Linked DNA regions of Mus musculus: all the other regions are linked to region 1. The links are chromatin loops, found by intact Hi-C in ENCODE. Cell type or tissue: heart. All regions are shown on one strand.

Region 1 (5,000 bases):
CTTTTTAATTAAATCTGTAAGTTACTTTCCTCATGACGTTTACATAACATGTTTTATATCTACTCTTCCACTTTTTTAGACAAAAAAAATGTTTTTTTTTTAATCATCTAACACCTCAAAGCCAAGATGAGAATAGAGACTTTAAACATTTAGCTCCTGATGGACATAGATTGAGTGAACATTTATAGCACTGGTTGGTAAACTTTCCCTCACCCTAGCAGCTGCTGAGGTACCTCTCAATCTCCTTTTGTATTCAAGCTACTGCAGGCCAGTTACATCCAAGTGGTATTGGATGTATCCCCCCATCTTTGTTGCCTGACTGGGACTGTACAAATGCAGGTATCACGTGCAAGAGAGAACCTTGAAGAATTGTTGAAAGTAAACGTGACAAGTTTCTACCTGATTATATCCAGTTTGGTAGCATCCATCATTTCTTTGTATCTCTGGAAGTTTCAGATTGTTTTCTGCAAGTGCATCATCGTTGTTCATACAATCAGAATTGCCATTGCACAACTGCAAAAGATTACCAGAGCAATCACTTAAACACCTCTTACAACAAGCACCACTAGAGGGCCAAGTCATGCTCTTTCATAGCCAGGACACAGAAAAGGGAAGCTATACCTTCTTAGAACCCTACTAAGCAGCCCAATAAATAAAAATGCACCCTTAGGCTCAGTCCCTTGGCTTTAAGCTTGTTACTCTCCTAAGTATTTCCTATGTTTCAATAAAGAATTATTGATGTCCCTCTTATACATTTGTCTCAAGGATTCAACGATAAAAACTGCCCAGCATAGAGTAGGAACTTGGTAAAGGACAGAAATTTTGATGATATCTTGGGGCAAATAAATTTAAGTCACAGAATATTCCATCTGGAAGGGTCTGTGCCATTATCTGTAACTCCATAATTATGCAGATAAAGAGTACTAAATAGTTGAGGATTTTCCCAAGATTACAAAGTTGGTTCTACACACCCAGACCTAGGCTATTAATCTTGTTTGTGATTTTTTTTTTCCTTTCTGTCAAGCAGAGTCAAAATACTTTTCATTTAAAGATGGGAGATATTTTAATCTAGGTAGGGTTGGTTGGGTTTTTTTTTTCTTGTTTGTTTGTTTGTTTGTTGTTGTTGTTTTTTTTTTTTTTTTTTTTTTTTTGAGAAAGGATCTCTCAATGTAGTCTTGGATATCCTGGAACTCAATATGTAGACCAAGCTGGCCTCTAACTCACAGAGATCTTCCTGCGTGTGCCTCCCAAGTGCTGGGAGGCATCCACCACCATGCCCAGCCTAATCTAGGTTGTGTGTGTGTGTGTGTGTGTGTGTGTGTGTTAGCACTTTATTGGGCTCTATACAATATGCATCTTATCTGGGCTGACCCTAGAGCATCCTGATTTCACACACACAGAACTTACTACATTCAGCCAAAAAGCACTTTCTGGTCCTTGTAGACTTCAAGGGATAAATGAAGGCAAAGAGATAAGGAAAAAGGAATAATGAGGGAAAAGGAATCCCCACCTAAGAAGCAATAGCTAAATTGGAACAGAGAATGGCCCACTGTGAATTTTCTAGAAATGCAGTCACATTCTGTATCTTCCAGACAGGAAAGGAACCCCTTCCCAACCTCCACTCAAAACCAGCAAAGAGGTGAGAAAGAGAGAACACAGTCTAGTCTGACCTTTAGCTTCAAATCCTAAGGGCCCTAGATCCCAGCAGAGAATTTCTAATTCAAGAGCAAAGAGAATGAATGGACGCCCACACTGGGTCTTCATCAGTTTCACAGCCTACCCACCTCTTTTCTCATTTCCACGATTTCCCAGAGAACATGTGTAATTAAGCCTCCGACTTGTGAAGTGGTATAGACAGGTCTGTTGGGAGTGGTATCCTCTGTGAAGTCTCCTCTCCGGACTTGTGAAGTAGGGAAGGCCGTGGTTGTCACCAGCATCAGTCCCAAGAAGGCAACTGGATGGAAGTCTCCTGCGTGGAGAAAAGGGAAAACCGGCAAGTGAGCAGATAGCACAGTTGGGCGCCTGCTGCTAGCTGATGGCTGCTGGCCAACCCACAATGCTGGCTCTCTGCCTCACACTCCTCTCTCACAGTCTCAATAGCTCCGCCAGAGGGCAAGGAACTGCCTTCACTTACTTGCAGAGAGGAACTTCATAGCGGTTTCTGGAATTGACTATCGTTCTTGGTGGGCTCCAGAGCAGAATGAGCTACAGACATCCCCAGTCTCATATTTATTAGGAGTCAACTCTCTAATTTTGAGACTCATGGGAAAATCCCACATTTGATAAAAATCTTTGTTGGAGGGTGGGGGTGGGGCCAGAGTGGGTGGGGCTGATTGGAAACCTTATTAAGATTGCACAATGTGACGTCGTTTAGCATCGAAAGAATCACAACTAGGAAGGGGAAAGTGTGCTTAAGTCATCCTTGAGGCTAGCCCTAAGAAGCATGAGCACTCTTCTTTTTTTTCTTTAAAAGTGACTCAGCACTTGAGCATGTCTTGATGGGAAAGAAAACTGAAATTCACAATGTTTTATAAGGAGAAAGAGAAGCTAAAGCTGATGTTATTTAAACGCAGGCACGCGCGCATGACAGACGACACACACATACACACACACACACACACACACACACACACACACACACACACACACATGAATAAGAGGCTAGGATTCTTTTGTATGTCTGTAAGGATCTACAGATGTTCTGACCTGAGTTTTTTCAGATCATACAAAGACACACACTCCCTCTCCCACCCCCAGCACCCAACCTGGACAACAGACAGTAATGTTGCATATTGCTTGTTTTTCCTGTGTCTTGTCAGGACCAGTTGTTTCTAATGGTTTGTTCACCTCCAAATTTTGTGCAGTTGTTTCCAGGAGTTGCCAGGTGGGTAAAGTGGGTGAAGTACAGAAATATCTTCTGTCTGTTGTCAAGCAATCTTGGCTTCCAAGTCCAAGCCTATTCTCTGCATTCTCCCCAGTGGTCTCTTGGCTATCTTCTTAGTTAAGACCTTTAGTCTCTGTGAGAGTTGCCCTTATCTGTTAGTGCTGATCCCACTGCTGCCAGGACACCCCAAAACATTTCCAGGTCATGCAAGGAGGCTTGAAGGTCTGTTGCAGTCCTCATGTTGTTGAAGTTTCTTTGATTCATGGTATATGGAAGATAAAGATATCGAAGAAGGACCTCATTGTATCTTAGCTAGCTTGTGTTTGAAGCTCCCTTCTACTGGATGACAGGATTTGAATCTGAAGGTGGTACGTCTCACTCTGAATAACCCCTCCAATGCTCAAGTCTTCTAGGCTGGGTCAAACTTAAACAGACTTCTTCCCTTTGGTTAGTTTCTTTTTCAGACTAGTTCCTGGTTTTCTGTCCACCTGTCTCCAGATATCTAGCTAGCATTCAGAATGATTCCAGGCTGAAAGTAGGCTCTGTACATAAAATCCAAAACCATTTACAAAACACACTCTCAGGATCACAATCAGCTTCTTCACTCTGCAGATTGCCTTAAGATTCTTGTTTTCTTATGCTCCCATGTTTAATAGTTCAAGAATTATATATCACTAGCATAGTTTCTCCTAGAATTCAATGTGAAGAAAAAAATTACACTAAAATAAAGAGAACAGCTTTATATCTAGCAGATTAATTTATATTGAGAATGCAAAAGGAGAATATAAGTACACTCTAAAGAATGTAACCCAGTGTAAACACACAGGCGATTAGAGTAGATTAAAATGAAAAGCCGGTTGATTCTTGTGAAGAAATCAGAAGGGGAATAAACTAGGAAGAAAGTTAAAACATGGGTGGACTTAGTGTACATACTAGGTCAGCCTATTGAAAGAAGTGAGTCCACCATTCTTTCACCGTGTGAAGCCCTGGTCTTCACAAAGGGACTAGGGGATTTTAGGTGAAAATGAAAATGGGGAGAGGAAGCAGGATGGTTTTACTTTTAGTGCCCTTGAGCCTTAAAAAGGCAGCTGAAACAGCCTGGAGCTCAGTCTGTGTCCAGCAATGAAGGAAGCCATTTCCCCTATTCCCTGCCGTGTGCTTTCTCAGGCCTCTGTTAGTACAGAGTTTCTTTTCTCCGCTTAACAATTTTTTTAAATTACTGAATAAACTTAAGATTGTTACACTTACTACAACATTCAGATTTCTGTTTTTAGTTTTTTAAAAAAGGTGCTTTTTAAGTCGGGAGCATACATCCATGATAAAAATGTTTAAACAAGACATCAGAAGAATGGTCCCACAGGAGATGCCTAAACCCCGGTAGTTTTAGTGGAACTCTTGTCAGCCTCATCTGGAAGAGGCTTTCTCAGCTCATATATTTATACATATACATTTCATACATAAATGTGTGTAAAAATACATATTTATACATAGAGGTACACACTGTATGTTAATGGTCTGGATGCTGTCTATCTAGCTTTCCAAGGGTACACGTGGAGACCATAGCCTTTGAGTAACAATTTGAATTAGAAGCCCAACTCCATTGCTAGCTGTTTGACAATGGCTAAGTTAGCTCAAGATCTGTGTTCTTGTTTATTTACTCTTTAACATGAGAATAATAATAGATCATCATACGGAGCTGCCATGAAGATGACTAAGAAAGTATAAGCTCCAACTCTATAACTTCCGATTGCATTTACTGCTCTTTGAAGAGGTTGTGGGTTCAGTTTCTACATGGTGGTTTTAAACCTTCTGTGACTCTTGTTCCTGGGGTTCTGATGCCCTCTTATAGCCTCAGTTGGCACTGAATATACAGAATGACACTGCACCTTCACACGTGCAGAAAAAAAACCATGCTCAAACTACGTCCCTTACTTAGTAATTACCCAGCTGTGCTTTACTCCTAGACTCTCCCCGAAGCCTTCTGTTAAGTGTTTTTATGTGAGAAGTTACAGCCTACAACATAACGCTATCCTTCAAGTTTCTGAGTATGATTCTCAGGCATAAATGGCCTTGACAACCCCAGAGCTTGAGCTTCTACTAGTCAGATATTCAAGGG
Region 2 (5,000 bases), 120 kb after region 1:
TTGTTCTAGAAGGTATATTGGCATTTCATACATATTTGAGTGCCTGACCACATTTCCAATTCTTTTTATGAATGAAAACAGCCCTCAGCAGCATCCAATTATCGGTTTTGTTCCCAAAGTTCTAGAACAGAAAGCAGCTCTCTACCTAAGGATATGTGGGGTTCTTAGGAGCTTTACAAAACACAGTGTTTATCCATGGCCATTACAGTGCTAGGACCCCAAAATATAGGAAGACCCCACCCTACCTCAGTAAATTGGGATTTCTAGATATGAAGCTTCCTGCCAGCACACACAGCTGTTGGGAATTGCTTGCCAACCACACTGTCAATTACTATGTTAATTTTAATTTTTATTGTCATCAATGTATGAATACATTCAGTATATATGTCTGTTTATATGTACGAATGTATGTTTGTATTTGTTTTTGAAAAAGAGTCTCATGTATCCCAGGCTAGTGTTGAACTTGTTTGTGATTGAGGCTGACTTTGAACTCCTGACCCTCCTGCCTTTTACCTTCTGAATGCTGGGATTTACAGGCATGTACCACCACACCCACTACCAACTGAGCTGAATTCCTGGCCTTCTCTGTTTAGCTACCTACATATTCTCTTCTTTACTGTCATCTCTCTTTTCTCTTATCCTGAATTCTCTCCATGCTGGCTGACCTCTCCACTTCTCCCACTTTGACTACGGGAACAAGTCAGTTGACATTTTATACGACAGCTTTCTGAAACATCTTGTTGATCTTGAAGTCTTTGTACTCCTCCCTATCTGCATAGGGTTGGAATTTCACAAAGGCAGTCACTTCAGTCTTTAAATGAGATTGGGTGGTCCCCAACATGATGCCTCCTCTGGGACCACACACTCCCCTTCATTCTTCAGCACGTTTCCCAATAAATCTCATTATAAGCTAAGGTGAACCAAAGTGTAAAAGAAAATCTTATAAAACCCTCTCAGAAAGCAATAAATCCCAAGTCCTTCAGGATTTTCATTCCATCTACAACCCCCTCAGGCTGATAACTTCTTCAGAATAATCACGCATGGTCTTTACCTTGGCTTCTTTCTCTATTAAATGTTTGGTGATCTTAGTTAACATCTTTTCCCTGAGCCTGTTCTAATCCTCAGTTTGGACTTTGAAGTGTGTTTCATCCAGGCACTTAACCTTTTAGTGTCCAACCTGGCTAGGTTTCCTCAACTCCTAACATCATTCTAGTACTGCATGCTCCCTCTGCCTGCCCTCTCCACTCTGCCTGTCCTCCTTTTCTGCAGGTCTCCTGCTCTCTCTCTCTCTGTTTCTCTCTCTCTCTGTCTCTCTCTCTGTCTCTCGCTCGCTCACTCTCGCTCGCTCACTCTCGCTCTCTCTCTCGCTCTTCACATAAGCTTTTGCTTTCAGCCTGCCCTTTGTCTACTTCTGACAGTCTCTTTGTTGCTTTCTTTCACTCTTGCTCTCTGGCTACCAATCTTCTCACTTCTGTAATTTGTGAAATGACCCCCTTCTAACCTTTCTGGTCTCTGCTCTCACCTACAGAGGCACATCTCTGTATTTGTAATTGTGTAATCATGTAATCTTTTGACTTGCTGAAACAGAAACCATCTTTAACTGGTAACAAAAAAAAAAAAAAAAAAAAAAAAAGAAGGGGAATTTATTAAAGGCTGACAGAGAGTTCTCACAGAACTCCAGAGAACTGGCTCAGGAGTCCAATGATTCCTAACTTTCCTGTTTTCTATTCCAGGTTTCAAGTCCTGGATCCCCTATGTGTAGAGAAATACAGAATGTGCTATGTAAATGAGACTGATTTTGTCCTGTGGTTGCACATCACAGAAAGCTCCAGCCCCGTCCGCTGGCTTTTCCTACACTACATCTGCTGGAATGTACTCTGGGAACAGCTGTTGTTGTCATCTCCCACTGGAATCTGCTGCTTTTCATGATCCCAGAATGACACATTGCAGCAAAGTTCAGGCCAGCTTCTCTGACGTTTCCAACAATAAATTTACTGAGTCTCTTGTTTGAAGTCTTCCTACTTCACAGTAATCATTAGTCCTTTACTGTATTCACCCCACACAGCATTCAAGTCATGATCCCACAAACCTAAATCTGTATGCAAGTTTAAAAAAAAATACAACTAACCAATCTAAAACAAAACAAAACAAAAAACTCGGTGATTATTATAAATAATTCACAGGAACTTTCAGCTGGAATTGGGTTTTGAGCACAGTAAACAGAACTGTATACTTAAAATAGGAATTGTCTATTCATCTCTTCCTTCATTGAAAACATTTTATGGGGCCAGGTGGCGGTCCACACCTTTAATTCCAGCACTCAGGAAGGAGAGGCAGGTGGATCTCTGAGTTCAAGGCCAGCCTGGTCTACAGAGCAAGTTCCAGGATAGCCAGGGCTACACAGAGAAACCCTGTCTCAAAAAGAAAAGAAAAAGAAAAGAAAAGAGAAGAAAAGACTTGACTTTGTTACATGGAGTCTCTGATTTCCATTGACAGCTATACAGGAAATGGTGAAGAGTATCAGCAAAGCCCTGTCTTTGAATCTTCTGGTTTGGCAGAGATGAGCAATCACACTGTCTAAGTGCACCAACCGAGAGGTGCCAGGGGTGGTGACAGTTATTGGGAAGTCAGCAGAGCACCGTCCTGCCCCTTGCTCCAGGAACTGGTGCTTATCTTGAGGTCAGCAGGCCAGGAATGAACGTGTCTGGAGAGGAAACAGAAACTCCTTCCAGATAAAAAGCCCACAGACGGTGTGGGCTCTGGTGCTCAAAGGAGCCTGCTGCATTTGGAGAACTGGGGGTCCAATATGCGGCTCAAGTGTAGAATGGGGAGCTGCAGGGAGAAGTCAACAAGCCATCAGGAAGGGTCCTCTAAGTGAGCAGATGACAGACTGCTGGGAAGTCACTGGTTGGTTTTCAAGCAATGGTAGAAGATGATCTAGGTTTTTGAATGATCTTTCTGGTAGCTGTGTACAGAGTGGCTGGGAAGCACTGAATGAAATCTAGAAAAAGCCATGTGAAATGGCTACACAATGGGCAGAAAGCCAATCTTTTCTCATTTCATGACTATTTTCATTTTAAACCTACCAGTCATCCTAGTTCAGAGGTTGTATGAATAAAATAGTAAAAATGTCAAGGCAGGGGTTTTAAAGGACTGGGATTTGTCTCAGATAATGAAACCACGATATCAAGTATGAATCAAGGGTAACTCCTAGATTTCTTACTCCAACAAGTATACAATGTTGCATGAGTATGCAGCTGTGCCCTTTTCATCTCTTCCTGAACAGGCTGTTTGATGACGAGGATCTATGTTGGTTTTGCCTTTTCCCTAGTTTCTGACTCAGTGTACATATTTAATAAATCCCTTTACTAAATCTCCATTTAGAATGTAATTACTATTCCCTTTTCGTGCTTGTTTGTTTTTCCTAAAAGCCTGTAAATGTTCTATTTGAAGGACTGCAGGACATAGGCACTAAGTCACTCTGAAAGGCAGAATTTTGTTGCACTCTGGGACTCACTCTAACTCAAAACACATTGAGACATTTTTTAACTAGAATTTGAAACCATGGCTATTGCTTCTGATGAAGGAAGAACTGAAGGCTGTCTGCATCATCTAGGGAATGGGAAAGCAAATACAGCAGGTTCAGGAACACACCAGAGACCAGCATAGCACAGGACGGATCTTATTAATGCAGCAGCATTCAGTGCATGGTTATTTCAACAGGAAACATGGCACCTTGGTTCCAGAATTGCAAATCAGTGTAGCGTAAAATCTAATTTTCCTACAAGCAACTTTATTCTTTCTCTTTCTCTTCCTTCCTCTTCTTACCCAGTTAGTGTTTCCAGTGCCAAGTACTGTGCATGGCTAGGAAACTTGAAAAAACAAAAACAAAAAACAAACAAACTATGTGCATGTTATTTCTCAAGTTCTGGAGTTGGAAGGCAGGCAATATAAATACAATTATACACGGTAGCAAAACACGGACTGTCAAGTTACAGAGGTGTAGAGCAGGATAGGAATCTCTGAGGGAGTTACTGTTGAGCTGACACCTGGGGCTTCCCCCAGGATGGACTGCAGGACCTTCAGTCAGTAGGAATAGTGTACACAGCAGAACCTGAAGGGGAAGAAGTTGATGTCAGTGAGTCCCTAGGAGGAAGTTGATCAGGAAGCACATGTGGGGAAAAGGAGCCACAGAACAGTACTACACTGGTGAAACACTTGGAATTCAGGCCATTGTTGGCCCTCTAGGTCTTAGAAGTAGTTTTAGAACTCAGGACAGTTACTATCTATTGTGGGGTTTTGAGACATAATGTAAAATTTTTAACTGATACCACGAGACTGGTTTTGCTGTAGCAAAAGGAGGTTCATGGAGAATAAGGAGGAAGCTCTCAGGAGTGTCATGGAGGTGGGATGGATTTAAAAACAGGACTTATGATGGTAAGAGTGTTTGTATTTGGGGATAACCTGTAAGTTTGTGACTGAAAAATTAGACAAATGTTAATATCATTCAGTGAGTGGGACAGGTCATAGGAAAATCCTGTTCTCAAGAAAGGGCCAGGAATTCTATTTTGGACGTGTTGAGAGTCCTATGTAGTGGGCCATATGGCTTTGGAGTTGAATAAACAATCAAGATTAGACAATAAGTGTGAGAGTAGTATACATAAAGAAGAGACAATATATTAAAGTCACTAAGATTTGTGAATTAACCTCAAGGTGGCGCATACAGCAGAAAGAGAAGAGGCCAGGGACGGATGCCTACACATGCCTGATATTAGAAGATCAAGAGCCAGGAAAGGACACACTGAGATCCAGGAGAAAATCCCAGAGGTGAGGTTCCATGAAAGTCAGAGAATATTTGGGGGTGGGGGTGGGGGTGGGGAAATGTCTCTGGTCAAATGCCTGCCACCTAAGAATGGCTGCATTCAGATCCCTGGGACTCAGGTAGTATGTATCTACAACTCCAAAGGGGGAGACAGAGCATAGAGATTGGAAGATCCCTG
Region 3 (5,000 bases), 170 kb after region 1:
TAGTTTGTACTTTATCATCCCTGACCCTCTATGACATCTATGCTGTAGTCATTTTTTAAAACCCATTATAATTAATATAATTATCACACATTTTTAACTGATTGACCCCTCAACACACACACCCCACTATGATTGATACCTTTATAGCAGGCAAGTAATGAGAGAGATAGATGGAGACAAGAAATAACCGAACCCTTGCCTTTCCACAGTCTATACCCTCCACCACCACAGCTTTCAGAGCTCTCTAGTGGGGCATCCTTTTAAAAATTTTCTTCCAAAATATTTTCTGAGAAATAAAAGCAGAAATTGTCCTGTATGCTCACAAAATCCACTTCCTCTACTGTGTTACATGCAGAGTATTTTCTGAATGGAAATGATAGTATATGCCTCTACAGCAAGATGACTCTCCACACATTTGTCTATGCAACAAACTCTGCCTAAGTAAATTCCTACCTGGTGTGTACAATCCACAGTCTGTGGGTTGCATGTACCCCAGGATAGCTAAGTCATCGGCCCAACACAAAGTTCACAACCTTAAAGTGTAAGGATTTTCCTCCGCTTTGAAGGGTAGGGTTGAAACAGGGTTTCTTTTTCTAACTTTCCCTTTTTCTTTTCTTTTCTTTTTTAATTTATTTATTTCATGTATGAGTGCTCTATCTGTATGTACACTGTGTGCCAGAAGAGGACATCAGATCAGTTGAACTCAAGACCTCTGAAAGAGCAGATGGTGGGTGCTCTTGACTGCTGAGCCATCTCTTCAGCCCTGAGACAGGGCTTCTTTGTGTAGCCCTGATTGCCCTGGAACTCACTCTGTAGACCAGGCCTTAAACTCAGAGATCCACCTGCCTCCCAAGTGCTGGAACTAAAAGTGTGTATCACCATTGTCTGGAATTTTTTCACTTTTTTTTTTTTGATAATTGATTGTTTTCAAATGTGAACTTTGTAGATGACAATAGCATATTGCAATGTCACAGGCTAAACCCACTAATGAGACACTGAGAATAAAAAGGCAATGTGTTTAATATTGGTTATGAATATAAAGTGCTAATAATGATGGTTGACAATTTGCTGGGCCTTTCACTATTCCATATACTGTATTTATCAGCTGTCAACTTCACCACAGGATTATGATCTATGTATAATCTTCACTTACTAGAGGAGGAACATGAGGTTCAGAGACAGTAAGAAGCTTGTGATGGAGCCAAGAATCAAATTCAAGCAGTTTGAAAACTAGGCATCAACGTGAGAAACAGAAACAACCAGAAAAGTACATTCAAAATGCAGTTCAGTGATTGAAAATTGAGGGCAGTCTATGACTGTGAGTCAAGAGGGTCATGACCACATGTGCCAGTATCTAGGACTCAGGGGGGTTGTCTTGTCTTCTCAGTGGGTATGTAGTTCTTGGCTTACAGGTTATCAGTATTGGTCTGGAGTGGTCAACTGGGTATTTGAGAGGCAGAGATGACTTTGAATGTCTGGAAAGGGTCAGCAGGATAGAGAAGTGTAATACTGGTGGGAATCCTGGGATGGTTATGTCTCATGAGGATTTAAATTCGTGGGTTTTGTGTAGTGTTCATTCATTCATTTGATAAAAATCTGAAATGTACCCACTCTCTTCCTAAAAACTTCCCTAGACTTTTGGGATACTTAATGACTACAACAGAAAAAATATTCTTGTAATATTGGAGGTTGTGTTCTTGAGAGTGAGACAAGTAATAAAATGAGCATAATAAATAAATATATTACATATTAAGTCAGACTGTAATCTCAGCATTCAGGAGGTGGAGGCAGGAGAGTTTTGAGCTCTAGGCCAGTCTGGGTGACATACATGATTCTGTCTCAAGAACAACAGTAACAAAAAACAAGTGAGAAGATTATAAGCAGTATAAAAAAGACATCAGGCAATAGCCGAAGGAGGTCAGACTAGCCAGGGCTGAAATCCTAAGGCAGGAGATGCCTGGTTTGTCAGCTGATACACAGAAAGCAGAGGGAAGGTCAGAAAGGATGCCTGAATGACGCATGGAAGGCTGCTTTGGAATGGATCCCAGAAGAATCAGGTTTAGTTGGGTCATGGTGTAGAAATGAAACACAGAGAAACCAGAGTCTTGAGTTCTGTGCAGACACTGACAGGAAACAGGAAATCATCTGAAGACTTCAGCCACTGGGTCTGCAAGCTTAGGCCACAATGGGCTGAGTGGGTGGACAGAGCAAAGCACTGAGTGTGGGTTCTGGAGAGCTGAGCCTGTGGGTGGAGAGGGAGCTGATAAGAACTCCAGGCCCATCGTCACCCAACAGTCACAACATGTCTCATTATTTTGCTTCTTCATGAGTTAATAAACAGAAGGCCTATTATATTGGTAAAACCAGACAAAGCCTGAGAATGGGGAGTCTGGGAATGGATAGTAGAGCACTGGGGAGACAGCACCAGCTGTTGAGTCAGACTGTCTGGAGTTCAACACTATGCCTGACCAATTTTTCTTTGAGGTCCTCCCTCACTTGCCTGGAATCCAGACATTTTCTTCAAAGAGTACATGGTGGTATGCAGCTGTGAGGATCCCTGATGAGCTGTGGACCAGAATCAGCTGATTCTGTAATGGGCCAGTTCCAGATACTTCAGTCTGGAATCCACATGCTGGAAGGTTATTATTGTGTTTGTTGTATCAAGAAATGTAAGAAATATAGTCTAAATGAGTTTCATGTTGAGGTGGAAGGGAATAGTTACTGCTACAGAAGATGGTGGTGACTGTATCACAATTCAAGCAACTATTTACAAATCATTACACTTTTCCCCTCAAGCTGGGAAGTAGATTCAGTTAGGCTCCACTGAGGCTCCAACCACTGGAGGAGTTTGTGCTGTGTAATCCAGAGAGAGAGAGAGAGAGAGAGAGAGAGAGAGAGAGAGAGAGAGAGAATTAGTTGAGATCATTGCAGTGAGAGATTAAAATTCCCTCAAAGACATTCTCCAACAGTGAAAACTGAGGTGACTCTACTCTCAGCACTGAGATGTGGAAGGCCACTTCAGGGAGAAGCACATTTAGGAAGAACTTCCACAGTCTCTAGATTCTCTTCTTAATAGTTACAAGTGAACTCTCCCCCCTTGTCCATGCCCCAGGAAAAACAGAGTCAGCTGTAGTCAGTCCCACTTGATTCAGGGCCTACTGTGTCCCTTCAGGCCTAGAACATCCCACTACCCCTAGCTACAGTGTCCCACTCCATCCCAGCTCCCTGGCTCTCTCCTTCTGTCACTAAAGCCAACCCTTGTCCAGAGGGAGTTGGGGAGGAATCTGGGGCTCAGCTTCCTCCACTATGTAAACCCTGCCTCAACCAGAGCCGCCACTGAGGAAACGGGAAGGGCATTGTCTTCCCTTCCCAAGACCCAGGTTTTAGCACTGAGTGGAGATTCCCCAGAGACAACGTCTTAGTGTGATGACATCCAGCCCCAAGTTCAGGCCTTGAAAGGAGATCGTTAGTAATGAGTAAGCACAACTGGGCAGGAAAACCAGGGAGTGGGGAGAACAAGGGGATTGTTGGTTTAAAATTCCTAATTGGCCTCATCCTGAGCAGTTCTGCTGCTTGTAAGACAATCTTTGCCCCAACTGGTAGAGTATGGGGGGAGAGGCTGTGGCACCTATCTGTAGCTGACTCACCCCACCTCAGGTGCTTTAAAAGACATTCCCTGAAGTCCTCCACCCAAAACTTCTTCTAAGACCCAGAAAACAAAAGCTACCCTTCACACTGTTGGGACTTTGGATGGATCCTTACATACCCAGATCTGCTATCAAGTCCACAAATATCCATTAGGTTTAAGTAGGATGAAGGCACAAGTCATAAGATGCAACATAGCAGGGAGGTGGGGTGAAAAAGGCTAGAGATTTAGTGCAAAAGACAAAACAGCATATAAACAACAAACAGAATGCACTCTGGGAGATACACTGGGGAATACAAAGAGTCTACGAGTGGATGCCAGGGCCCAACACATGAACCATGTGAAAAAAGGGTAAGCCAACCTCCTAAGCTCTACTGTAAGGGGAAACACAAAGCAGAACCTCAGAAACCACTTGGGAAGTACACTGGGTCCAAACCTGAAACAATAAGTCCGCCGAGACTGTGGGTAAGCTCAGTGGGCAAAATGCCTGCATAGCTTATAGAAAATCCTGGGTTTGATCCTCAGCACCATACTATAAGATCTAGTGGCTCACACCTTTAATTCCAACACTCTCAAATTATAAACAGGAGAATCCAGAACTCAAGGTCTTCCTTAGCTTCATAGAGAATTAAAGACCAAATGCCTTTGGCCAAATGCCTTTAGCCCCAACACGTGGGAGGCAGAGCAAATGGAGCTCTATGAGTTCAAGGCCAGACTGGTCTAAAGAACTAGTTCTAGGACAGGACAGCTGGGACTACACAGAGAAACCCTATCTCAAACAAGAGTATCTCTCAACAGCCATCTAATTGGACTTATAGCCAGCTGGACTGGAGAGAATTGATGCCTGGTACTAGCCAGCTACTTGTGGCTGGGGAGGCTGTAGTCCCTAGAGGAGAACCTACTACTGTTACTTTCCTAAATCAATATTGTTTCTGGCTTCATCTTGAATACTGATGCTTATACTGACAAGACAAGTGCACCTGTTGCTCCTCATCAGAGAAGCTTCTATTATCAGCACAGACACTACTACAGAAATCCACAAATGGTCAAACACAGAGGATAAGGGGCAAAGGAGTGGCCAGCCCCAAATGATATATATCAACAATGCAACCTATACATGAGGAGTACTGCAGAAGAAGAGTTGAAAGACTATAAGAGCAAGAAGTCCAGGACACCCTGCTGCTAGATAATGCCTTCTAGCTAGACATGACAGGGAAACCGTACCCATGAAATCTCAAAACTATGGATACCTAGGCAAGACCTGCATAATGACACCACCAACTGACATGCCAATGTAGGTAGGGGGAATTTCAAAAGACCCTACCCCTAGATGAAGAGCCACCAGCAATCAACA

The links. Peaks named below come from ENCODE experiments on the same cell type or tissue, not always from the same donor. Only the 100,000 strongest peaks of a DNase experiment are listed, where the experiment ranks them.
Region 2: it touches region 1 in a loop (2.8-fold over the local background); 2 of 42 quality-filtered maps call a loop at or near these places.
Region 3: it touches region 1 in a loop (2.5-fold over the local background); 8 of 42 quality-filtered maps call a loop at or near these places.

What each region holds. Positions count from the first base shown.
Region 1 is chr5:30,010,345-30,015,344 of GRCm38, reverse strand. Il6 (interleukin 6) reads right to left here and starts at 2,231. Exons shown (of 5, transcript NM_031168.2): 1 at 2,135-2,231; 2 at 1,785-1,969; 3 at 400-513. The coding sequence starts at 2,153. All of the region lies in intron 1 of A230098N10Rik (a long non-coding RNA gene), which reads left to right. In heart, CTCF peaks have their summits at 554 and 2,106; a DNase peak (open chromatin) is centred at 2,054; H3K27me3 peaks cover 312 bases.
Region 2 is chr5:29,891,678-29,896,677 of GRCm38, reverse strand. No RefSeq gene overlaps it. Among named protein-coding and RNA genes, the nearest start is that of Il6, 120 kb to the left of the region's middle. In heart, no CTCF peak of the experiment used is centred here; a DNase peak (open chromatin) is centred at 1,887; H3K27ac peaks cover 317 bases.
Region 3 is chr5:29,840,059-29,845,058 of GRCm38, reverse strand. No RefSeq gene overlaps it. Among named protein-coding and RNA genes, the nearest start is that of Gm5129, 110 kb to the right of the region's middle. In heart, no CTCF peak of the experiment used is centred here; a DNase peak (open chromatin) is centred at 2,078; H3K27ac peaks cover 472 bases.